Linked DNA regions of Mus musculus: all the other regions are linked to region 1. A link is a loop called in an ENCODE intact Hi-C map of the cell type or tissue named here. Cell type or tissue: heart. All regions are shown on one strand.

Region 1 (8,000 bases):
CACCAGTTAGTTCTCCCACATCAACAAATAAAGGAGTGCAGAGAAAAGAAAGAGGGCACATAGAGCTATGGAAATCTTTGATGTGTTATCAGTACAGTTATTGTGCTTTCATTTCTTTTTTTCAAGTTTTAGACCAGGTACAAAGTGACTCTAGTTAAGGATTTCATACATTTCCTATAAATCTTGATAATATCAACAGGCTAATCTAGCTTTTTAAACTACATTGCACAAGGATCTAAAATGGGGAATGCATACACTTTGGCATAGTTGTGATGGTTTAAGAGGTCCTTGCAGTCTGGCCCAAATGTGATTTCATGGTAGGGGAAATAGAGCAGAAAGAGGCTCACCTCTGCTCATTTGGTCAAACACTGAAAGTCAGAGAGTCCAGGTCTTTCCACAATGACGGATGTTTTCATTAGAGTTTTTGTTTATTTTGTTTTTGTTTTTACTCAAGAAAAGTGAGAGGCACTCATTTCAAACAACCTAGGGTTAAAAGATATGCTGCATGTGCTATCAAGAGATTAATTCACTTAATAGTGGCAAACTAAAAACATCATAAAGTATTCCAGCTTGTCACAAAAGAGAAATAGTACCCTTTTGCCCTATAATATATCCATGCCAAAGTCACAAAACTAAACGTTCTGTACTATGTAAGGTGTTTGCATCTTAAGGTTATTTGTAACCTAACTTCAAGCTTTCTGGATGCTTCCTTATTTTGGGGTTTGATAGTATCGAACCAGGAAAATCTCTGAGGAACATATAAATAGCAACCAAATATAATCTTTATAAAGGAAAGACATAGTCTTAGGTTTCTAGCAATATCATTTTAAAACAGGAGTTTTTAAATAGCAACCCTGACAGGGCCCCTCTCCCTTCTTTGACTATTTAAGATTTGGAACACAGATAATAAACTTAGGTTGGAGGAAACCTTACAGTATATAAAACTCTGTGTCTTTTGATTTTCATGATGCTGGAGCTTTGTCAAGGGCACTGTTTTTAAGATCCAGTTTTACCAAATAAAACCAAACTGACTTTAAATAATATTCTCTGCAGTGTTTGGTTTTCCACAATGTAAAGTTTACATTGAATTGGGATTGGGATTTCTTGGACTTTGCAAGTTCCTCTTTAACCCTCCTATCCCTTCATCCCGCCCTACTGTCAAATGGCCTTGCTGCAGTACAGTACAGAAAAGTTGCGGAGTTTGCAATCGGGTATCTAGCTTTCCATCTCTAAGGCTCTCCTGGATGTTCTAGGCCTGCTCCATCGCTTCTCGGCTTAAGTGTAGGGCAGTTTAGAGAGTGAAGAGGTATTTGCTATGCTTCTACTCATTTAAAAAGTTGCCACAATGCAGGTTAATTCCGAAGTGGGCATGAAGGCAATCCAGGGGCCACCGCGTGCGTTACAGGAGCGCACAGCAAGAATGTAGGAATCCCAGGTGAAGGTCTTCCAAGGCTGAGGCGGATTCATTTGCACCCAGCGAGCATCCGTTGGTCTCAGCGCGGCTATCCGTGACTACCAGTGAGGGGGTAAGGGTCACAAGTCTCACGGCAAGCGGTGACAATCTGACAGAACCAGGCCGCCTTGGCTGCCACCCGCAGTCACATAACCCTATTCCCGAAAGGCAACCCAGAATGTCCCCGGCGCTTTAGGCGCATCGAGCACTTTGCCCGTCGGGCCGAGTCCCCCACCTGTTGGCACGCTCCCCCGAGCTAGGCTTTGGACACTGTCCACGGACAGGGAATGTGACAGACGATCATAAATATGCAGGAGAGATGCAGCCAAGACAGCAGAGCCACCGGGTCGGCGCCGGCGGGAGCCACAGAGCTGGAGCCCGGCCCCAGTCGCCGTGCAGCCAAGGCCAGGCGGGTCGCGCCGGCGCACTCCGGCCACCGCACGGGCACAAGGGGCTCCGGCCGCGCGGACAACCACGCCGAGCCCCGCTGCCGCCCACCGTCCCCCACCGCGCGACCCGGCGGCATGGAGCCCGGCGCGGCGCCCCGGTCCGCAGAGCCCGCCGCGCGCCACGGCGACGGCAGGAAGAAGATGGCGGCGGCCGTGGCGGCGGCCACCGCGGCCTCCCACGCGCCGCTGACGCCAATGGCGCGCGCCGGCCGGCGGGCTACGGATGGCGGCTGCCCGGGCGAGGGGCGGGGCGAGGCGGCGAGGGGGCCGGCGGGAGGCGGAGGCCGGGCGGGCGGCTGGAGGGAGGTGGCGGGGACAGTGTGTGGCTCTCGGAACATGGCGGGCGTCTGCGACGCGGCCGCCCCGGGAGAAGGCGGCGGTGGCGGCGCGGACGGCCCCGAGCGGACCGGCCGCGGCGAGGCGGAGCAGCCGGGTGGTGGCGGCCATGGGCCCGCGCCCCAACACACCGAGACGCTGGGCTTCTACGAGAGCGACCGGCGGCGGGAGAAGCGCCGCGGCCGCGCAGGTGAGGCGAGCGAGCGAGCGGGCGGGCGGGCGGCACTAGGCCGCGGCGGGCTACCGAGGGGCCGACCGGGCTGTGGTGGCGGGGACGCCAGCGCCTTCCCTCTGCGCGCGGAGCGGCCGCGGCTCCGGTGGCTCCCATGTCCCCACGGCCGGTGACAGCTACCCCGGCGGCTAGTGCGCGCGGCCCGACGTTCCCGCAGCCATCCCCGAGCCAGGTGCGCCCGGGAGATCGTCGGTCCCCGGTCCCCGAGAGTTCGCGACCGGCCTCAACAGTGACAGGCATCTCCCACATCCGAAGGAGGTCAAAAATGGGAAACGCAGGGCTTTCTAGGCGATGTCAATGCCGAGGTGACTCTTCCCCCTATGGTTTTATGCGAAGTTGAGTCTCGGAAACCTGTTAACTTGCCCGCCGAATCCATTTTTCGTAGACTCAGCTGACAGTGTGGTCGTGACCGTGAAGTTCAGCAGTTTTCTCTCAAACAGAAATGTGCGGCACCCCTTAAAATGTTACATGTGGAGTTTTCCTAAACTAAAACTTAAGCCAGAAGAAACAGTTTGTCACACAAGAAAATACGTACCACTTTTAAGCCCTACTGTCCATAAGCTCTGAAGCATACTGTTAAAATATTACAATCCCCTGTGTTCAAGGATCTTATTAAGAACTTTTAACAGCTTTGGTATTTACACTGAAGCGTTCTATTAAGCCCGGAAGCAAAAGGGAAAGTTTTGGCTTGGCCGTTTCATTGGGTATAATAGTGATTGCATTTTAATTCTTGCATCGTAGATCCAAGATCTTGGACAGCAACTTGATGACATTTCTTCCAACTTATTCTGAGCTAATGCAGTGGAATAAGGTCCTGCAGCTTATATAAATACTCGTTCAAGTTATAAGGTTGACTCCATTCACTATGGGTATTGAAATTATAGGAGTCCTAAAAGTCTGTAAGACTGGTGGATAGATCCTGATAGACTTGCTAATTCTCAGAATTGGACATAGAGTTTTGCATCAGTCTCCATATCTTTGAAAACTCAGGCACCAGCTGTGTGCCTTGTTTGTTTGGTTTTTTTTTTCCCCCTTTATTTTCTATTTGGTTTAGTTGTCAGTTAAACACTTGCTTGCAGGAATGTTTGCTTTCTAAATTGGCAATACCTAAGTAAACCAAAGTCTTCAATCTCTCAGCCGCTTGTTCACTTAGACTTGACTAGGGCAAGCAAATAGATGCGACCAGGTTTCACTACGGTTTCTTTGAAATCTTTTCAAGCTTCAGGAAAGCCTTTATGTTGTTTGCATGAAGAAAGACAATGAAGCTGTGCAGAGCCTTTGGTGAACACAGACCTTGAACTTCTGAAGTGAAGTGCATTTATTCTTCCCTGGTACTAACACAGACCTTGAACTTTTGAAGTAGTGAGCACCCCTGGGCTGAGCTGGATACTTGGACTTGTATAAATTTAACATCATAGCACACACTCATTCATCACAGAGGCAGTGCACTGAGCATCATATACTTAACAGGTTTAAACCTGGATTTTCAACCTGCAGTGGCAGAAAGTCCTTACTAGGGAGCCGGCATGAAGCCGTGGCTATTGGGGTGGCCCTCCTTGTTTCCATCAGTCTTGTATGAGGGAAAAGATAGTGGTTACTCCCGCTTTGGTAGATGGCATTAGGGATCTAGGCAGGCATCCCAGGAACATTTCAGAAGTACCAGCCAGTGGTTTTCCTGTGTGGACTCGGTGTGAACCACCTTCTTCTGACCCCTGGTGTCTGTTCTAAGAGCCAGGAAGCTCTCACTGTTGCTGATGCATGTCTACCTGTGACTGGGTCTGCAGTTGGCCACGGCATCCCCACTCACTTAGAAATCCAGGCGTTCTTTTTGTTCACCCCCAAGTGCTTCTCTCTTCTGCTCTGTTTTCTTTCTTTGCCTCCTTACCAAGAAATAGAAAACGGGTTGTCTGGGCCAGAGGGCACCACCTAGTGTCAGACTGGAAACATCTTTCTCAGTCATTTATGTCACTAAGGTATTAATCGTCCATTCTCTGTAAAGGTTCCTGTGTACTTGCCCTGTCGTCCCCTCTGCAAGCTGGGGCAGTCTGTGCCGTTCCTTTTGGAAGTCATAATCTTAGTGTCTTGATGGCCTTAACCATCACTTAGTTCCAATGTCCCTTTTATCATTTTCCCCAAGGCGTTCAGAGCTCCTTTATAAGACATTTATTGGTGGGTCCTAGCAGTTTAGTATTCTCTTTACATGAGCATAGAGTAAGGTACTTATCCACACTTGGAGTAAAATAAAATGCTGTAGTGTTTAATGTTCATCCTAATTTATCTGCTGAGGAAAATATGTAAATATTTTATATTTATACAGCTATACATACGACATGTATTCATCTATATCAGTTATATTTGCTTTTTGTTTCTTTGCAGACTGCTATCATTTGATCCTCAGCAGCATTTTTTTTAATGCATGAATTGTGTGACAAATACTAGTACTTTCACCTTAACACAGTTAGAGCTGGATGCCGGTTCATCCCGGTGTGTGGTGACTGAGCTGGAACTCTGGGAAGAGTGCTCGCCAAGAACTGCGCTCTCACCGTGCTCTTAACATTACTGCCATGTCACGTTGCATTTTTCGACATAGATCAGATTAAGCAATGCCTGTCATCCGGTTCCTGCGTTTTCCCCTCTTGACTCGTCTGCAGGGTTCTAGGTGAAAGATTCTGCATAGCCATGTATAGCTCTAGCAGTCAATGAGGAGCAAGTCCATGTCGGACTAAGAATACGGAACTCTGTCTTCTTAACTTGGTTCTGTTGTTGAACTTCGTAGACTGCTTGCTTAATCCACTTGGCTCTGCTTCATCGAGCCAGTACTAAATAAGTCTCTAACTTAGTTGTCTTCCTCTCCGTGGAGACCTTGGTGTAAGATAAGCATGACATCTTCCCATGAGCATGAAACAGCTCCCTGTAAGGCAAGCGCAGGAGGTGAGCAGATAAGCATTGCTTGTAAAGTGAGAGGCCTGATGTCAGGTGTGGCCACCGTGCTGTTTGTGGTGGAACAATGCCGTCACTATTGTTCTCTTTGTAATGATGACTTGACTTCTGGAACTCAACTCTTGTCTGATTTGTTTCTCTCCTTGCCTTTACACATCTTGCTGTATCTCCAGGAGAAGAAAGAAAACCTGAAACCCAGAAAAGCTAACTGGTTTTCTGTTGGCAGTTCCCACAGAGATTGTCAATGGAATTCAGACAATTCCTATTCCTTGCATTCTACTGTCTGTGGATTTGAAATTTTAAGCCAGCTGGAGGATTATTGACACATCACACTGTTAATCCTTTGCTTTGTTAGCGTTAAGATGTGCCTTCCATTTGGAGACCTTCTTCTGTCTCTAAGCGTATGACTGCTCTGCTCTTTACTATCCTAAAGGAGACCATAAATGGTTTTTAAAGGGTGGGAGGCAGAAGTAAGAAGATCCTGAGTTCAAGGCCAGCCTGGGCTACATGGAAAGCCCATGTCTCCAAAACAACCCAGCAAAGAAACCAACAAAAAGCCTCAAGAAGCTGAATATAGTATGCAAAATGGCTCTTTTTCTTACATTTGACTTAGAAAGGCAAAACTCCTATTGTATTGTCTCCTAGAAAAGTTAATTCCTAGTTTCCCTGTGTAAAAGTATGCCTGTTACGTGTAAGAAAGGCTCATTTACTATTTTAGATACCTTGTTAAACTTTGTAAACACTTCTTTTCCTTAAGGCCAGAGACAAGCTTGTTTCATGGTTTCTTAGCAGTCAACCAGTATTCCTTTCCAATTTGGTTTTTTAATGTGCAGTGCTATTTTAAGAAAGATATATTTAGACATATTGCTGAATATATAAATATATGTATGATTACTCACTACTTTTAATAAATAGTTTTTGATCCTAGCTTCTGATTTCTAAAGTAAGCTGTCTCGGATGAGTAAGACTAATAGTTCTTATTTCAGGAGTAAAGGAAAAGAATTTATACTCTTATTTCTCAATTAAAGGTAAAGGATTACAGAATGTTTCTGTGGTAGATGAATATTGATTTTATACTGGTGGAATTGATTTACACTTATGATGGATATTATTTTACTTTTATTAATGTTCACATTCTTCTAATAGACACACTTATAATTCAGTAGTAAAATCCTTCTGTTTTCAGAAGACTATACCCGAAGTCACAGGACAAGTAAAGTCAGATAAGTCTATAGAATACCAGAGAAAGTTTAGCAAAGCCACCATGCACTGGTGTGCTGAATATCTCATTAGGAAGTACAGAGTTCTCCAGGGTGTAACAGGAGCGAGAGGGGGCATCCATACAAACAGCAAGATCGCTTGACAGGTCAGGCCCAAGGCAGTGGAAGCCCCTTCATGTGGCATGATTGAAAAGCATATTCCAGCCAGGTCTTTTTCTCTAAAATAACAGTGGGTGACTGGGTGTAATTATAGTGAGAGAAGAGCACAGCACATTTCACAGGTCAGTTCTGGTCTTTACTCTGACATTTGTCCTTTTAAATGAGTTTCGACTGGGTCTGTTAATTTTCTCAGTTTCTTCATTTGTATTATGTGAATATCTTTTTTGTGCCTCCTTTTTAGTTGTAATTGTTATTAGAGTTATATAAAGGAATGAACACTAGAACTTTGTAAACTGCCTCAGAGTGCAAGGATCCCATCTGTTAAATCTGGTCTTATCTCTATGAATTGTTGATATGGAAGCAAGCAAAGGCTTTGAGATAGTTTATCCTGTGAAGCTTGGGCTTTTGGTCATTATTATTTTACTGTACCTTTAAAAACCGTTCTGTGCTCTATTAGCATGGGGTTGGTTGTGTGCAGAGACAGTGTTACACTAGAGCTTACTCAGAGATGGGCATTGGAAAAATAAGATACATGGTACTTGGTTCATGGTCTTATAGCAGAGTCTGCTATTAGGGTGGCTGCATAGAACCCAGGTTCGGTGGAAGTGCAGAGAGCGGGGACTGATGGAATACTAAACATTTCAGAAAATGTGCAGATATCTGTTTTTAAAAGTACTTAGTGCTGGGCATAGTTTCTCATGTCTGTAATTCTGGTACTGTGGAAACAGAGGCAGGAGGATCACTGTAAACTTGAGGCCAACCAGATCTATATAGGCCAGCCAAGACTCCATAGCAAGTTCTTGCTTCAAGAAAGAACAGCAGTGGAATATATAATCTAGCGGTGAAAAGCACCCACTTGGCTAGAACTTGGAATCTGCTCTACTGCTTACTCTTGGTGTTGCCTTAGAGACGATGTCCTCTGCCTCTCTGTGACTTGGAGACAGCCATAGCTATAGAATCTGTTTTATAGTTTTGAGTGTTTGTACTTAAAGAGTACACTTTCATTGTTTACTATTATACCAAGAACTGAACGTGGTGAGGCAGGCGAGATGGCTCAGCAGTTAAGAATCTAACTTGTGTTTAACACCAAGATTCTTGCCTTTCTAGAGGTAGTTTTCTCACACAGTCCTTTTTTGTATTTATAATATTACTGAAACATTTTTGTTTATATCATAACCTATTTATGAAATCTAATATAATTTTGGTTATAT
Region 2 (8,000 bases), 550 kb after region 1:
GAAGCAGTTTTGAACGTGAACAACCTTCAAGGTCTCACATTCCCTAATTCCAAAACTCGTTTCAAAGTTGAAGTCATCAAAACTGCATGGTAGTGGCATAAAGACAGAAATGTAACCCAATGGAATAGTACGGAGAATCCAGAAATAAATCCCTGGCTATATGGTCAAATGATCCTCAACAGATGTGCCAAGACCAGTCAATAAGAAAGCATCTCTAGTCAACAATTGGAGCTGGGAAAACCCATGTCCCAAGACAAGACAATGATATTGGCATCTGGTGAGATGGCTCAGGGGAAAAGGCACTTGCCACCAAACCTGCCAACCTGAGTTCTATGATTCACATAAGTTGTCCTGGAACCTTCATATGTGCGCTGTGGACACACATATGCCACCCAACAATGTAAATGATTAAATTAATTAATAAAATATGAAATTGGATCCTTACCCAATAAGCAAAAAGTAACTCAAAATGAATAAGGGAAAAGATTTATGACATTAAACTGGGCCATGATCTTTAGGATAATGACACCAAATACAAAAGTGTCAACAACCAATTACTGGAGCTACATCAAACTTTAGAAACTTCTGTGCACCGAAGGATGGCACAATCTGCAGAGCAAACACAATGCACACGAGGAAGCTCTGCCCTAGCAGAGCAGTCTGTTCCCAGCAGCTCACAGGCACATGCCCACGAGGTGAGGTGTGTACTGAAAGAAACCAGCTCAGGGGACAGGATGGAGTGGGAGAAAGGACTACTCTCCATGGAGGGGTGAGGAAGCCTTCTCCAGTCCCAGTCTCTCACTCCCTCCACCAGAGTCCTACATCCATAGACCATGTCCACCTGGATAACCAAGGAACATCTCGTCCTCTGCATCTTTATTTCTGATCACCAGCCCTCACACATGTCCTTGCTGCTGCCCTGTTTCCCTGAAGATGGCAGCCTCGCTTGCCCAGTTGCTAATTCAAAGCCATGGAGTCACCCACTGTGCTTGAGCAAGTCTACTCCATCTGGTAATAAGGATCCTCTGTGATGAATTCAGTGAGCTTCTGAATTTTAATAAAGCCATGCAATCTATGAGATTTAGTTAGGGCATCCCAAGCTGATAAAGGCAAAGGCACAGCTATGTAGACTCAATCTTGGTCTGTTGTTCTGGGATTCTTAGCAGCTCTAATACCATGACTCTTTCAGTTGTCAGAGCCACACTTTTCTTAGGGTTGGACTTAGGTCAGCAGCTTCCAAAGGCATTGAATGTCTAACAGTCACTCTACTTTCAAGCTCTGCCACATTACAAGAGTGTAACTGGAAGAATGCAGCACATTTCCCTTGTCTACAGTGGGCTCACAATGAACGATGCTCACTGTATGGAGAAGAACAAATGCTGTAAAGTCCAAGGACAGACGGAGGCTCTTTAAAACAAAAGTCCTCCTGTGTATGTACGTATGTCCACGCGAATCTGTGTGCCTGAGTGCAGGTATGAGTTTGTCTCTGTGAGCCCGTTATAAACCACAGGGGTTTGTCCTCTCCTTCCACCTTGTTGGCAACAGGGTCTCTTGGTCGTTTGCCTGTGTGTGTGCCAGGCTAGCTGGATGGTAAGCATTGAGGGATTCTCCTGCCTCCACCTCCCATAGGAGGTGTTGACATAGGGGTAGTGGGGTTACAGATATGTGATACTATGCATGGCTTTTACACAGGTTCTGGGGACTTGAACTTGAGTTTTCACACTTGCAAGGCCAAGAGCTTTTCCCACTGAGCCACCTCCCCCAGCCCCCAGCCCCCAGCTTCCTGGAAGTTCGTGTGCAGGGGACGGGTGTCAGTGGGGTAAAGGGTGAGTGGCATCACCTCTGTTCTTCAGTCGGGTTCCTCTTCTGCTTCGTGTCTCCTCTGTGCCACTCCCCTTTGAATTCTGACATGTCTGACATTACTCATGCCTTTTCTACTTCACTTCCTACTAGCCACCTTTCCTGGTTATAGAGAAGCCCCCAAACGCTCTGTCTTGGCTTCTAGTCTGATGCTACCCTAAAAAATTGTACCACAGAGTTGCAGTAAAGTGGGTGAAGCTCCCTTCAAGAAGGGCTTCCAAAACTCAACCTCTGTGTGTTACTATATTCCCTTTAGCTTTGTCCTATCCAGGCAGCCTTGCTCCTGGTCATACATTAAAAACAATGCTCCAAATCAAGCCTCATGCTGCTCAGTGCTGAGCTTGTGGTTGGCAGTTAATAACTACCAGCCAAATAAACCAAGATACTCACTCCGGGGCCCCCGCCGGGCTGTCAAGCTCAGGAGGTTGGTCTCGGGCTCTTCCTCCACCACTTCCTGCTGCCCACCATCTTGGAATTTGTCTGACACCATTTCCTCAGGGGGAGAGGCGGGTGGCTGTGAATAGATCAGAGGTTTCTGAGACATCAGGAGTTTAGTTGGCTCAGTTCCTTTTAAGAAGTGGTGGGTACCTTAGAAGGGATGGGCCCTAGTACCATCCACGTTATAGACTGTGGTTTCTTGCTCAGATCAGCCTGAGCTGCTACTAACGGTCTTCCCACCATAGTGTTGAGACATCCCCAAATAAGACGATAATTTCCAAAACTTTAAGCTATGTAGGAATCACAGGAGAACACTTCATCTCCAGCTCCAGATCGACAGGAAAGAACTGTTCAAGCTTCTCTGGCTAATCTGGGCTGATTCTGTTTCCACACTAGGTGCACCTGAGGACAGTCTATAGTATCTTCATCAAAGTCTTGAGGAAGCAGGGGTGGTATGGATGTCTGTGTGGCCAGACCGAATAAAGCTCACAGCCAATTCAGCCTGGCTGTGAACTCTGGGCAAGCCTGTAACCACTTACTCTGTAAAAGCATTGCCATGAATGGGGAACCATACTCTGTCTGTCTGTCTGTCTGTCTGTCTCTCTCTCTCTCTGAACTCATTGTTATACACAAAGAATTGCAGCATAGAAATTCAGATGGAAATAGATTAGATGACTCTAAAGGATGTGAACATCTGAATAAAAACCCTGGTCGGCATCAAGGCTCTAGAGCAGGCTAAATGAACGGGAGTGTGCCTGTTCATTTCGGGTTTCTGAAACTCAGCCACTGAATTGTTACATCCCTCCTGTGGCTTTCTCCTACTAGGTCCTGGATGCCAGGCAGCTTTATTTGGTCGCTCTCTGTTCACTCTGTGATTCAAAGACACTTTTTATCTGACATCTCAGGGTCCCCTGCCCAGGGTTGCAGAGCAACAAACAGGCTGAACTGGTAAGAATGGGTAAAAACTTCAGGCACGTGGCCAGAGAGTGGCCCCATGGCGCTGCTGCAGCTCCCGTCTGTCCCCAGCGCACTTCCCCAGGCTGCATTCAGCCTGCAGGAAAGGTAGAAGGGTCCTTTTCTCCCCTCTTTCCCTGGGAAGCAGGAAGTGTGCTGCAAGGAGCTGGAATGGGGGTGGGGGTGGGGGTGGGGTGTCCCCTTCTTTTCCAGTGCTCTCTCCACCGCCCAGGTCTGTTTGCCCTCAGCCGGCAGTCTAGTCTCGTCTTATGACTGCTAATTCAAAATGGCGCTTCCTTTCCTTCCCTCCCAGGCTGGCTTAATGATTACTCCAGGCGAGTCCATAACAAGCCCCTTTCTTGTCTTTCTTCTCCAGGAGAGCAGCTCTTTAATAAGGGAACTGAGTTACCTTACAGGGATGTTTCCAGCGGAGGAATGGAACTCCTGCAGAGAGGTGGGGGAACAGGGGCTGCAGGCTGGGGAGACAGGAGTTAATCTTTGGCTGAAAATTTGGGACTCGGGATAGGAGAAAGAGGGAGTCTCTTAAGATTTGTTATCCTGCACTGCCATCTACCGCCCACCATAGTCTATGGCCATCAGTGGCAATACTCAAATTAGCTGCTTTCCTTTTTCCTAGACTTGAAGAGACAGGATAACACAGAGAAGGAAAGAAAAGAAGAAAGAAAGGAGGGAGGGAGGGAGGGAGGGAGGAAGGGGGGGAGGGAGGAAGGGAGGAAGGAAGGAAGGAAGGAAGGAAGGAAGGAAGGAAGGAAGGAAGGAAGGAAGAAAGAAAGGAAGAAAGAAAGAAAGAAAGAAAGAAGGAAAGGAGGGAGGGAGGGAGGGAGGAAGGAAGAAAGGAAGAAAGAAAGAGAGAGAGAGAAAGAAAGAAAGGAAAGGAGGGAGGGAAGAAGGAAGCAAGAAAGAGAGGAGAGAGAGGAAGCAAGCTCTTAATACTGGTCATAGCTTTATTCTGAGTACCATCTCTATAAGCCCGACAACCAGCATCTCACATTAGACACATCCCTGCCCCACAGCTTCCAGGAGTAAGCCCAAAGAGGGATGTTTTCTGCTGGGCCATAATAGTTAAGTTTCTATTGCTGTGACCAAAAGCAACTTGAAGAGAAAAGGGCTTTTTTCATCTTACACATCTAGGTAATAGATCATCACAGAGGGAAGTCAAGATGGGAATTCATTGCAGGAACCCAAAGGCAGGAACTGAAGGAGAGATTGTGGAGGGAGTGGTACTGCTTACTGTATTGCTGCCAGGCTCTTGATCACCTGCCTTTACTATACAGACACTGCCCACAGTGGACCAGACCCTTCTACATCAATTATTAAACAAGCAAAGGCTCCACAGATATCCCACGAGTGTCAGACTGACAGCCAAGATTAGCCATCACAGGTGTATCCTGTGTGGCTCCCCAGAGGTGAGCGCAGGCCGTCTGTCCATCAGTGATGTGGATCAGTAACACTCTGCCCGGACAGACACAGGTTCTCATCACCTCTCACCTTTTTCTTTCTCTGCTGTCTTCGCACCTTTGAATTCTTCTTCCGTCTTCCCGCCTCTGTGTCCACACCATCTCCAGTGAAGTCCTTTGTCAAAAGGAAAAGAGAAGAAAAGACTCTTGAGGTATCGAGTTCCTCCCTGACATCAGTTCTCACCACCACAGAGTTAGCAAAGGGACAGAAAACAAAATCTAAGTGGCCACCTACCCGCCACTCTTCTCAGAATAGGTACGCTCTAGCCAACTTCTCCTCTAACTGAAATAAGTGGGATGGGATGGTACTAAGGCTCCTATTTTTATTGTTACAAGTGCTCATTCATACTTTCAACATTTATTGAGCACCTACTGTGTACCAGGTCCTGATGTTATAGGGCAATACACTGTGGTCCCCACTCTCATTAAGAAAGGTGAGTATTGAGTGAAGCTTCCAGGACAGATGGAGAAGTGGGGACCGGCATGGACTCACGTGTGGGATTTCATTTACTGCTTTCTAAGTTGAGTAGCAGGTAAAGGAAAAAGGAAAGAATAGTGTAAGTTGAATTAGCAGGAAAAGTTCAACTCACAGGGAATGTTGGCAGATCTCTTTGGACAGGTAAAAGGCCAATGAAGGTCGCATTCTTCTTTTCACGTTATGCATTGTACATCTGATACCGAAGATATTAGAGCTAATATCTCTGACGTGCTCAAACCTTGACATTTTGAGTTATGAAATTTTGCAAATAGGGGCATCGGCACTTTTGAGTGAATGAGACACTTTAAATTTGCTGGCTGTGTATTACACACCTGTGATCCCTGCACCCAGGAGCTAAGGCAGCGAGCCTGGGCCACCCAGAAAGTTCAAGGGCAGCCTGAGTTCCAAAGTGAGACAATCTCAACAACAAGTTCATCGATTCTCCTACTGCCTCACTAAATCCACTGAAGCAGAATTGGAATGCAGAACTTGGATGTTAGTGTAGAAACCTTGTGTTGTGGCTGATCCACGTTCTCCTATCTCCCCATTCCCCCTCCTCCTTAGCTATTGGGATTAGGACATGGAGGTCACTTCCAGAGGAGGGAGCTGAGATCCCAGCCAGAGAATGGGTGTGGCTTAGCTTTTGTTTTTGTGATGAGCTCTGTCTAACAGGAGTACTGAGTAGAGGCCCCATCCTAACTCCTTTCCCCAGACTTGCTAGCAAAGGACTGTTGTAGGTTAGAGATCATCAAGAGGATGATGCCCAAGAGGACGAGCATGGCTCGGAGTCCAATTGTTAGTTTTCTTGGGCTTTGGACAAGCTTCTGAGACATCTAAGCCATCCTTGGTTTTCAAGTACTGTCCTAATCCTCAGTCCGTGGGGAAGTAAGTGTCCATAATAGTTATGGAAGGATGGAATGCAAGCTCAAAGTCATAGGGCTCTCTTCACTACTAGATCACCAGAGACTATTTAAGTGAATGAATGACAGACAGAGGTGTGTGTGGCTTACAATGACCTGTCAGCTTGCTTAAAGTGAATCTGTGTGACTTTATAAAGGGTGCCACCAGGGGTTAAAGAGACAGTTCATTGGTTAAGAGCACTGGCTGCTGTTCCAGAGACCCAGGTTCAATCCCCAGCATCTACCTGGTGCTCATAACTGTCTGTGACTCTAGTTCCAGGCAACTGGACACCCTCATACAGACATACATGCAGGTTAAACAGCAAAACACATGAAGCAAAAATAAACTAAAAAAAAAAAAAAGTGTCCCCGGGCTTTGTTTCTTGTGGTCTCAAACCCCTGAGCCTTAATCCAAGTGGGAGTAAGGGTTTGAAGGGCCTCTTGGGCCTCTGCTGAGTGGGCACAGTCTCCACTGTAGGTGGCTTCCCTTATCTGGTCAGAAATGGCGAGACTCCAGGAACAGGATTTCCTTCATAACCTCAGGTTGTCAGACATGATTAGATTTATTAGAATTGGTGTTCTCAGAGCTGGGCCCAGTAGCATACAGCGAGAGCTGCTGTGTGCTGGATTCATGGAATGGTGACGCAAGTCCCCGAGCATCCAGGTAGAGATTAGACGCCGGGGTGCCTGCAGGCTTGCTTCCTTCTTTACCAAAGGCAGATAAAGAACGTGTGTGGGTTCTGATAGTTGTTAAATTCAACAAACAGATTGGCCTAAAGGTGCCTCTGTCCTTGTCACATGTGACAAATGATAATGAACTGATACATGAAAATGATAATGAACACAAGTATGCAAATGAACTGAAATCTAGATGGGTGTGTATTTTGCTAACAAGTACTTCTGTCTTAGAGAATCCTATCAGTCAATCACAGGGCAGGAAATGATCACACATATTTAAATCAAACAGCCCTAGTTAAATGTTGTCCTTTATAAGAGCTACCTTGGTCATAGTGTCTGTTCACAGCAGCAAAATCCTAACCGAGCAGTCAGGCAAGCTTTTCTAGGCCCTGACCTGTGTTTTCACCCTTAGTGTACCTGCCACTGTCTGATTGTGCTAAATTTAAGTTATCTGGAGCATTGCTTTTTTTGTGTGTGTGCACATTTTATGTTCATTTTAGAAGCATCGCTTTTAACACATGGAGCAAATGCCTGTTGCTAGACAGAGCTTGCTCACTCACAAGCAGCGACTTACCTCTGAAATTATTTTCATTTTTTCGTCGTTGGTATTCATCTTGTCCGTGATGGCTTCCTGACTGAGAACGAATGAGCAAGGAAGTGGTCAGGCATAGTGAAGTGAACAACGTCTCTCTTGCTCTCGATGGACAGAGCCTGGGAAGCTCACACCCGGGCCTGCTGAGCTGTTCCTCACAAGTATTGCAGACCACAGGAGCCAGCAGCGGAGGAGAAGAAAGAAGGAGGAGGAGAAGGAGGAGGAGAAGAAGTGCAGCCTGCTGGCCAGATGAACCTCAGCCAGAATGCAAAGGACCATTTCTGTCTTCTCCCTTTCTGACTGCTACGTCTTAATTTTTAATCCTCTCCTTCCAATGAGCAGAGAGCTGAGACCACAGAGAGTGCCAAATCCCCTCACCTCCTGCCACCCCTACTGGGTCCCAGCACTCCCTGTCACCACTTCCCCTTGGTACAGTGAAGTGGTCTCTCTGGTTTCTTCTCTGCTTTCACCCAGCCCATCTCGAGACGGTCAATGAGTCCCATCACTGTCCCCCTAAGACCATGATCTTGTCACCTCCCACCCTCACGCTGGTGCCTGAACAGTCATTTCTTTTCTCTATATAGGTTCATTCCTATCAGAGTTAAAAATAGCCCATCTTTTCC
Region 3 (8,000 bases), 440 kb after region 1:
TGGCTGGAGCACTCAAAGCTGCTCCACAGACCCGTAGGAAGAGACAGCACAGGAAGTGAGGGCAAGGTATTAGCCCAAGGTCCCATAGGTCTACTTTGTTCATTAAAACAAAGGAAGTGAATGCTTGAGGAATCTCCTGTCTCTGTCTCTGTCTCTCTCTGTGTGTGTGTGTGTGCGCGTACAAGTGGCATTGAGGTCTATTTACATATAAAAATGAGGAAAAACCCCAAGCACATTTGGTCTTGCATTTCAACTTATGAGCTATCTTTTATCTTTTCTTTCTCCAGTGCCAAAATTCTTTCTAAAATCAACTTACCTCATTGTAACAGATGCTGAATGGCCACTAAAAAGTTATTACTTATGTGTATGAGTGTTTCGTCTTCACGTATGTCTTTTTATCACATTCATGTCTGATGCCCATGAAGGTCAAGGAATTGAACCCAGGTCTTTTGGAGATGTAGCCAGTGTTCCTAACTGCTGAAGGCTCTCACTAGCCCTGATTAGCTTTTTTTTTTTTCCCTTTCATAACGGCAATGATCAACTCTAGTACTGTACTGAGCTCATGATTCTGTTTTATAATGGCAACCTTGTTGTCAGTACTTCTTTTCAAAGTCAACCCTCTGGTGGGGACAGTACTAGGTCATATACTCAAGTAAAGTTATATGCCTTAGAATTGGCTGATTCTGACTAGGAATTCTTCCTCAAGTCTTCACAAATACTGTTGGGAAATTCTGGGAAATGCCTTCTGTCAGTGTATTTTCAGTTTTCCAGAGAACAATTTGACACCTTCCTCCGCTTCATGTTTACTTCCTATAAGATTAAGAGTGAGGGGGAAAAAGTCACCAATCCAAGAATGAGGCTTTTCATGGCAGTGATATTACCCAGCCCCTTTGTGGGGATAAGTGGATAGGTGGTCTGTTAGAGTTTCTGTTGTCATACCTAAAGGGGTCACAGAGAGATGACTAACCTGCTAGACTGGACTTTAGTAGCAATTCAAATCTGTTGTGATTGTAGGAACTTAGAGCAACAGTATAACATTAGTTAGTCTTGTCTCTTAGGCTGAAGTTCAACGTGAATTAGTCATATCTATAGCCAGATGATTGACTGATCTTTACTTGGCCCATGGGGATAATGTCAACAGCTTCCTTGAGAGGGAAAATGACTCATAGGCCTTATTTTTTAAAATCGCTTATTTCTTTCATTTTAGTCCTTGAAATAAATCCTGTGAAATAGCCAAATTCCAAAGTAGCTGTATTTTTTCTTAGTGGACTATAATCCTTCCAATCCAGGTTATAGTGAAACTCAGTTTGTAGGTGACTATTTTTGTTGTTATACACCTACTAAATGAGGCATATATAATATGATGTATTTATAGTTAATATGAGAAAAATCACAAGGATGCTGGGTGCATCCCTCATTCTTTCTTTATTCTGGTATTCTTGATCCAGCTACTGAGGAAAATCTCTTCATATAGCTCTATGTAACTGGTACACTGAAGTCGGAGTCTATATTCCAAGATGGCTAGAGTGAAAGATTAGGATATAACAAATGAGGGGTTAGCAAATGTCTTTTGAGAATTGTTAAAAATATGGAGGCAAAGCCCTGCTTAAACAGCGGAGAAAAGAAGGGGAAAAGAGGGAAACAGAGAAGGGAACAGAGGAAAGAAGAATAATGGGGTGGAGAGGGAGGGAGAAATCTGTCAAGACTTATCAGTTCTGTAAGCTATTTTTGTTGTTGTTGTTTTCTTTTTCTTTTTCTTCAGTCACCTCTTTGTTCCAACTAATACAGTACACAGGAACAAACTTATCGTCAGATCTAGATACATTTGGCCAGAATTTTATGTACTGATTTGTGAAATCCTGGGCAATGTCTTAATTTCCTTTGTCATAGCTGTTTTCTCTAACATTGTTTACAGGGAGTATTCGTGATGAGGTATTCCTATTAGCACTTCAAAAATACACGTACTCCGTTTTCCTTAAAATCTTATGAAGTAGGTTATTTATTCCCCTCATCTCATTTTACATAAGAGAATACTGCGGTCAGAACACAGAAGTCAGGTCGCTCTCCAAGGTTAGTACAACTAGAGTTTGGTGAAACCATGAACCTAAGCTTCATCTCCAGAGTCTGTTTTCCAGCTCAATTTGCATGTTAATATCAAAAGGTAACCAGAACTAGCTGCACTAATAGAAGTATCTTTTTATTCATTTTCTGAGAGTCTGGTTCCTTTTAACCATTGACATGAATTTGGGGTAGGAAATACAAAGGTGAATAATGTAGCATATCTTCTGCTTACTGTTCAAAGTTTATGGTTGTTGAGAAAACGACACACCCTTCCCAGGTTCTCAGCCTTGCCCGTGTTTCTCCCATTTTTCCACGAATTCTAAAGCCACGGGGTGAGAGCCGGCTCTGATACTTGGGAAAAGTCTACTGGAGGGCTTAGATGAGGACAGGTGACGTGCACTGGCCTTTCTCTAGGCAGTGACCTCATTTATGGCCCTTTCTTCCTGTCTGAGCCTCCTCGGCTTAAAATGGCGGGATTTGTGCTAAGGCTCTCTCCCTACTAGACAGCCATGATGGCTCCCCGCCCCCCCCACCCCCCCCAAACCCCCGCAGGCTCATCTGGCCGCTCTGGGACTGTCGTTCCTGATCTGAGGTGTTGGTCCTCCCTCTGGTGTTTCCAGTTCCCCAGGGCCACCATCCCACTCTGCTCCGTGCCAGGAGGGGTGAGGAGGGGCTGCCAGGTCCCCAGCTCTCAGCCGCAGGGGAGAGGCCATGCTAGGCCCAGAGCCAGCATCCCAGGCCTAGCAAAACCCGAACGAGGCAGCAAAGGCGGCTGAGGGCTCGGCGCGCGCACAGCCCGCCCGTCCAGAGCACGCAGGCTCGATCTGGTCACGCAGGTCCCTGCCTCAAGGCCAGGCACCCGGAGAAGCGCCCTTGAAGACCCTCGCCCTGGGACAGTGCGATTTTTTAAGAGATGTAACGCAAGGGACCAGGGACGACCATGCCCACCGGAGGAGAGAGCTCTGGGCGCCTCAGCGCGCGCGCCGGTCACGTGGGCCGCGGCACCGCATGGCGGCGGCCCGCGCGCCCCCGCGTCACGGCCCCGCGGAACCGCCCGGGCGCGCGCGCCGACGGGGCGGGCGCATGCGCAGGGGGGCGCGCCGCCTCTGCCCCGCGGCGAGGGTGTCTATGGAGAGGCGGCGGCCGCGGCTGCTGAGGCGGACGCTGAGGCAGTGGCGATGGCGCCCTTCCCCGATGAAGTGGACGTCTTCACCGCCCCGCACTGGCGGATGAAGCAGCTGGTGGGGCGCTACTGCGACAAGGTAAAGGAGCGCGGGGCGGAGGGCGGCCGCGGAGGAGCGGCCGGGTTCCGGGAGGCCTGGCCTGCGTGCCTCCCGCAACCCCCGCGTTGGCGCCGCGCGAGCCCGTCGCCCGCGCCCCGGCACCCGCGCGGCTCCCGAACCTTCCCACCGGGGTCCCGGGAGCCCGCGCTGGCCGCGGCCTGGGACGAGCGCTCGCGGGACTGACCTGTGCCGGGGTGAGGGGCGCTCCCGGCCGTCCGGCTCGGCCGCCCGCGGGGTGCCCGCTCCCCGTCCGCAGGCCGCTTCTGCGGTTACTCGCAGCCACAGCACCGCTCGCCCGGTCCCTTCGGGCTCTTTTAGTCGCTCTGCAAACACTGCATCCTCTCTCTGGACCTCTTGACTTGCTTCCTGGCTCCACAGGCAGCGTCTTGCAGCCCCTGGAGCAGGCTTATTTTACCTGCCTGCTTTGCACTGGTTTGGTTCCGTACACAAGCCCGGTACACGGACTGGGAAGACCTGCACTCCTCTTTCCTGGTTACTCTTTTTTTCCTTCCAGTTTTTATTTTTCCTGGATACTTTATTCCTTGTAGAATTTGTTCCTCTGTTGGACTTTTTACTGGAAGCAAATGAGAGGGGCCCCTAGGAAAAGTTGCCTTGCAGTGGAACTCACTTTGGACTTTTAATGGGTGTAGCCGAAGTTGAAGAAGCACTCTTGTGAAGATGAGTTGGGAACCTTTTTCTAATGATGCTGAAAACTCTGAATTGTCACTTTATGTTCGGAAGATCATATATGAGTAAATTCTGGGCAGTCATATGTTTTGCAAAAAAGGTGAACCAAATAAATAGCTGTTAAGTAATTATTAACTTAAACGTAAAAATAAATTGAATTATCAGAGATTACGTGGAATTAGCACCACTATTAACAGCAAACAAGAGTTGTCTTTCAATCTGGAGAGGTGCTAGGAAGGAGGCCAATGTCTTCCCTGGTAGGCCACGGGAAGACCAGCAATTTGAAGTGTAGGATCTTAGCATCTTGGCTGCACAGTCCTCTCCCTCCATTTTGGGAAAAGAAAAACAAACAAACCAATAAACTCAAACCCAGTTAGTCCTAAGCCAGTGGACCTTTAAACACCAAGACCATAGGCTCATGGCTCACACTACTTGGTTGCCCAAGCTTGCTGTTAAAATCCTGATGGCTGAACCCTAACTCAAATTGGAATCTCTGAGCATAGAACCCAGATGTCAAGTACAGTTTAGAGCTCTCAGTGAGAGTGGGGCCCAGCAATGGTGAGTACCACCTTCCCAGGGGAGGCTTAAGGACTGGCTAAGCCTTGAGCAGAAGAGTATGTATACTCGCGGTAGTTCTCATTTAGTGGTTGTGTTGTTTGTAATCTCCCTGCCTTTTGATTTTTTTTTTCATTGCACTACCCTTTAATTTCAGGAATTTCTCAAAAAAGCAAAAGGGAAATGAAGTGAAGACTAATGGCTAGTTTTGGGGAGAGGTAGTCCAGAGACTCCCTGGTAATATGGGCGAAATTTTGTCAATGTGTACATCTTCCTTGGTGCTTTCTATATCTCTTCTCTTTTTCCTTCTATTTTGTTTTGTTTTTCCTGTGTCTGGATCTTGTTCTATAGAGCCAGCTAACCTTGAATTCCCAGAGATCTGCCTGCCTCTGCCTGGGATTAAAGGTATGAGCTACCATACCAGGCTTGTCTATCTGTGTGTCTGTCTTTCTTTTTCTTTTTCTTTTTTCTTTTGGTTTTTCAAGATACGGTTTTTCTGTGTAGCTCTGGCTGTCCTGGAACTCACTCTGTAGACCGGGCTGGCCTTGAACGCAGAAATCCGCCTGCTTCTGCCTCATAAGTCCTGGGATTAAAGGCTAATATTTCTTAAGATGTTTAACATTGTCAAAGGATTATGACCTTCCCAAATAATCAAAATTTGTAATGTAGTACCCAGTCTCTTTTTTAAAATAATGAGGAAGTTGGTCATTATACTTTGGTTGGTTTGGTTCTGATACTGTTTTTGAGGTAGAATCTCCCGTAATACAGGATGGCCTTGAGAACTCACTGTATTTCAGAGGCTGTCCTTGAACTCCTGATCTTCCTTCTAGATTCGAGAACTACAGGCATTTGTCATCACCCCGGGCACAGTAATTTTGTGTCTCCTTTTTGAGAATGTTTGAATAAATTTTGAAACTGCAGTTGACTTTAAAAAAAAAAAAAAAAAAAACAAGTCAAATAAGATTATTCTCAGTAGTTAAATATTCCCTATTGCATAAACTAATTTAATAAAGCATTTTTAATTTGGTATAGCTTTGGTCAAAATTGCCACTGATTTATCACCAACACTGTACAGAAAATCACTAATTCTGAATTAGTTGAATATAGTTAATGAGATTATCACATATATTCATCAAGAGTGCTAAAATTCCAGTTTTCTTAACTATGATCAAAGTAATTTAGTTGAGAAAAAAGAACTACACAGGCATTTTCATCATTTCTCGGGGTTAACATGGCCAGTAGAAGGTAATCTGGATGTCTTTGCAAGTGAAGAGTGGGAAAATGCACGTTTGTGATGGCAGAGTAGTAGCCTTGAAGGATTAAGAGTGGTTTTGACTGGTTTGTTCTCTCAAGGCTTGTCCTTTCATTTAGCTGTGTAGGTCAAGGATATCAATCTGAATGTCCAGAAACTATAAAGATTTCAATTTTATTCCCATTATTGAACTTATATATTTATAAAATGATTTCTTTAGGAGCATCAAATCAGTTGTTCTATTATTTGAGCAATGCATTATTCTTTAGTGGTTACAGATTATGTTAACAATTGCTGTATAATAGTTTAATGTGTTGCCTGTAGATTTTCTCATATAAAAAGGTCAACCAGACAAAATCCAACAAGCAGGGAGAAGGGAAAGTGGGTTCAGAGTCTGAATCTACTGATGTAGTAGTAATTTACAAGTGATAGGTTTCTCTAATGACTTGTCACTGGGTATATCAACCACCCTCCCCATGCCCAGGAGTAGTTGGCCAACAGAAAACAGACTCCATAGTTTTTTGTTTTGTGTACATGTTTTGTTTTGTTTTGGTGTTTTTGTCTCATTGATTTTGTTAGTTTGTTTTCAGAAAAAGGTGTTACGGGAAGGTTCTTTATCTCTGCCGTGCAGACCACAGGCCTTTGGCGCAAAGCAAGTAAAAGTATTGTTTGCTTCTGTCTTATGCTGGGGATTCATGGGCCTGGATTGGTTAGGGGAGAGCTTATTAAGATAGTGATAGAGACTCAGAACTACCCAAATCAGGTTTAAGACTCTCAGCTTAATTTTCTTCATCAGAAGCTGAGATAGCTTTTGATTTGTTTTGTAACAAGAGTCTTGTTTCATAAGTCACTGACCCTGCAGATTGGATTATGTGTAGTAAAAATTGGAGGCAAATGGTAGGTAATCCTTGCTCCATTTTCTTCACAATTTCTAGTATTCCCTTTAATCCTCAACACTTATTTCCATTAGTTCTTTTCTGTCTGCCCTGTAGTAGTTTCTATTGGCATTGTGAGGCCTGATTGCTATTCCTCAGGAGATCACAGTTTCATATCAGTTTCATATGCACTATCATCTGTGCTAATACAGAAATCCAAAAAGTGCAGTGGGAGCAAACAGAAGAAGGTACACAGCAAGCACTGGGAGTAGTTGCTGAGTTGACTTCTGAGAACAGTTACGTGGTTCCTATAGAGATCCCCACCACACACACACACTATATATATATATATATATATATATATATTTGTTTGTTTTTTTGAGACAGGGTTTCTCTGTATAGCCCTGGCTGTCCTGGAACTCACTTTATAGACCAGGCTGGCCTTGAACTCAGAAATCTGCCTGCCTCTGCCTCCCAAGTGCTGGGATTAAAGGTGTGTGCCACCACCACCTCACAATTTATATATATACCTGAGTTACAAAAAAGTTGGGGAGAGGCTTGAGAGATGGGTTAGCAACTAAGAGCAGAAGTTGCTCTTCCAGAGGACCTATGCTCTATTCCCAGTACCAACATGCTAATTCACAATACTCTAACTCCAGTTCTAGGGAATCTAATGTTCCCTTCTATCTTCCATTAGCATCAGATATGCATGTGGTGCATATAAATCCATGCAGACAAAACACCAACCACCCTTACCTAAAAAAATTAGTGGTGAAAGCAGTTAGAGGGAGCCTAAGTTTTTCAAGCAAGGCTGAAAGTAAACACAAAATTGAATAGGTTACTCTCTGAAACTTGAATGTAGCTTTATGGTCAGGTTCTTCCCCCTGTACCCCCATTTTTCTACATTACCTGTATTGGCATTTGGGAAGACTTAGTGGACATAATACTGAATCTTGAGCTGAGAGGGAGGAAAAGGGAGTTTAATGGATTCTTACTTCGTACTAACATTATTTCTATAATCCTTACAAGAGCTTTGTAAGACAAGTGTTATCCCTCATTTAAAAGTGAGGAAATAGTCTTAGTGGTTAAATAACTTACCAGCTCACTCGGCAATTAGAGCCTGAATTTTAATCCGAGAATTTTTTTCTCCCTCCGAAACCCATGTTTTTTAACCTTGCCTCACTTGTTGCTTATTACTAACTCTTTTTGAAAAACAGTTTATTTGTAGGTCAATTTTTCCATCTGTAAATTTAGCCAGAGCCTGTGTATCTCTGATTTACTGAAAGT

The links. Hi-C counts contacts between places; a loop is a spot of excess contacts. Peaks named below come from ENCODE experiments on the same cell type or tissue, not always from the same donor. Only the 100,000 strongest peaks of a DNase experiment are listed, where the experiment ranks them.
Region 2: a loop joins it to region 1, with 2.6 times the contacts of the local background. A loop is called at or near these places in 2 of 42 quality-filtered maps.
Region 3: it touches region 1 in a loop (2.1-fold over the local background); 3 of 42 quality-filtered maps call a loop at or near these places.

What each region holds. Positions count from the first base shown.
Region 1 is chr5:44,220,842-44,228,841 of GRCm38, reverse strand. Tapt1 (transmembrane anterior posterior transformation 1) reads left to right here and starts at 2,236. Exons shown (of 14, transcript NM_173764.3): 1 at 2,236-2,428. The coding sequence starts at 2,239. In heart, a CTCF peak has its summit at 4,387 (motif pointing left); a DNase peak (open chromatin) is centred at 2,141; H3K4me3 peaks cover 2,492 bases; H3K27ac peaks cover 2,339 bases.
Region 2 is chr5:43,668,066-43,676,065 of GRCm38, reverse strand. It overlaps Cc2d2a (coiled-coil and C2 domain containing 2A), which reads right to left. Exons shown (of 38, transcript NM_001359906.1): 3 at 7,360-7,420; 4 at 4,762-4,845; 5 at 2,251-2,374. The coding sequence starts at 7,398. It overlaps Gm35762 (a long non-coding RNA gene), which reads left to right and starts at 4,123. Exons shown (of 2, transcript XR_376931.3): 1 at 4,123-4,679; 2 at 4,839-8,000. In heart, a CTCF peak has its summit at 3,818 (motif pointing left); a DNase peak (open chromatin) is centred at 3,665; H3K4me3 peaks cover 1,241 bases; H3K27ac peaks cover 1,601 bases.
Region 3 is chr5:43,777,288-43,785,287 of GRCm38, reverse strand. It overlaps Fbxl5 (F-box and leucine-rich repeat protein 5), which reads left to right and starts at 3,139. Exons shown (of 11, transcript NM_001159963.1): 1 at 3,139-3,323. The coding sequence starts at 3,240. In heart, no CTCF peak of the experiment used is centred here; a DNase peak (open chromatin) is centred at 3,127; H3K4me3 peaks cover 2,485 bases; H3K27ac peaks cover 1,912 bases.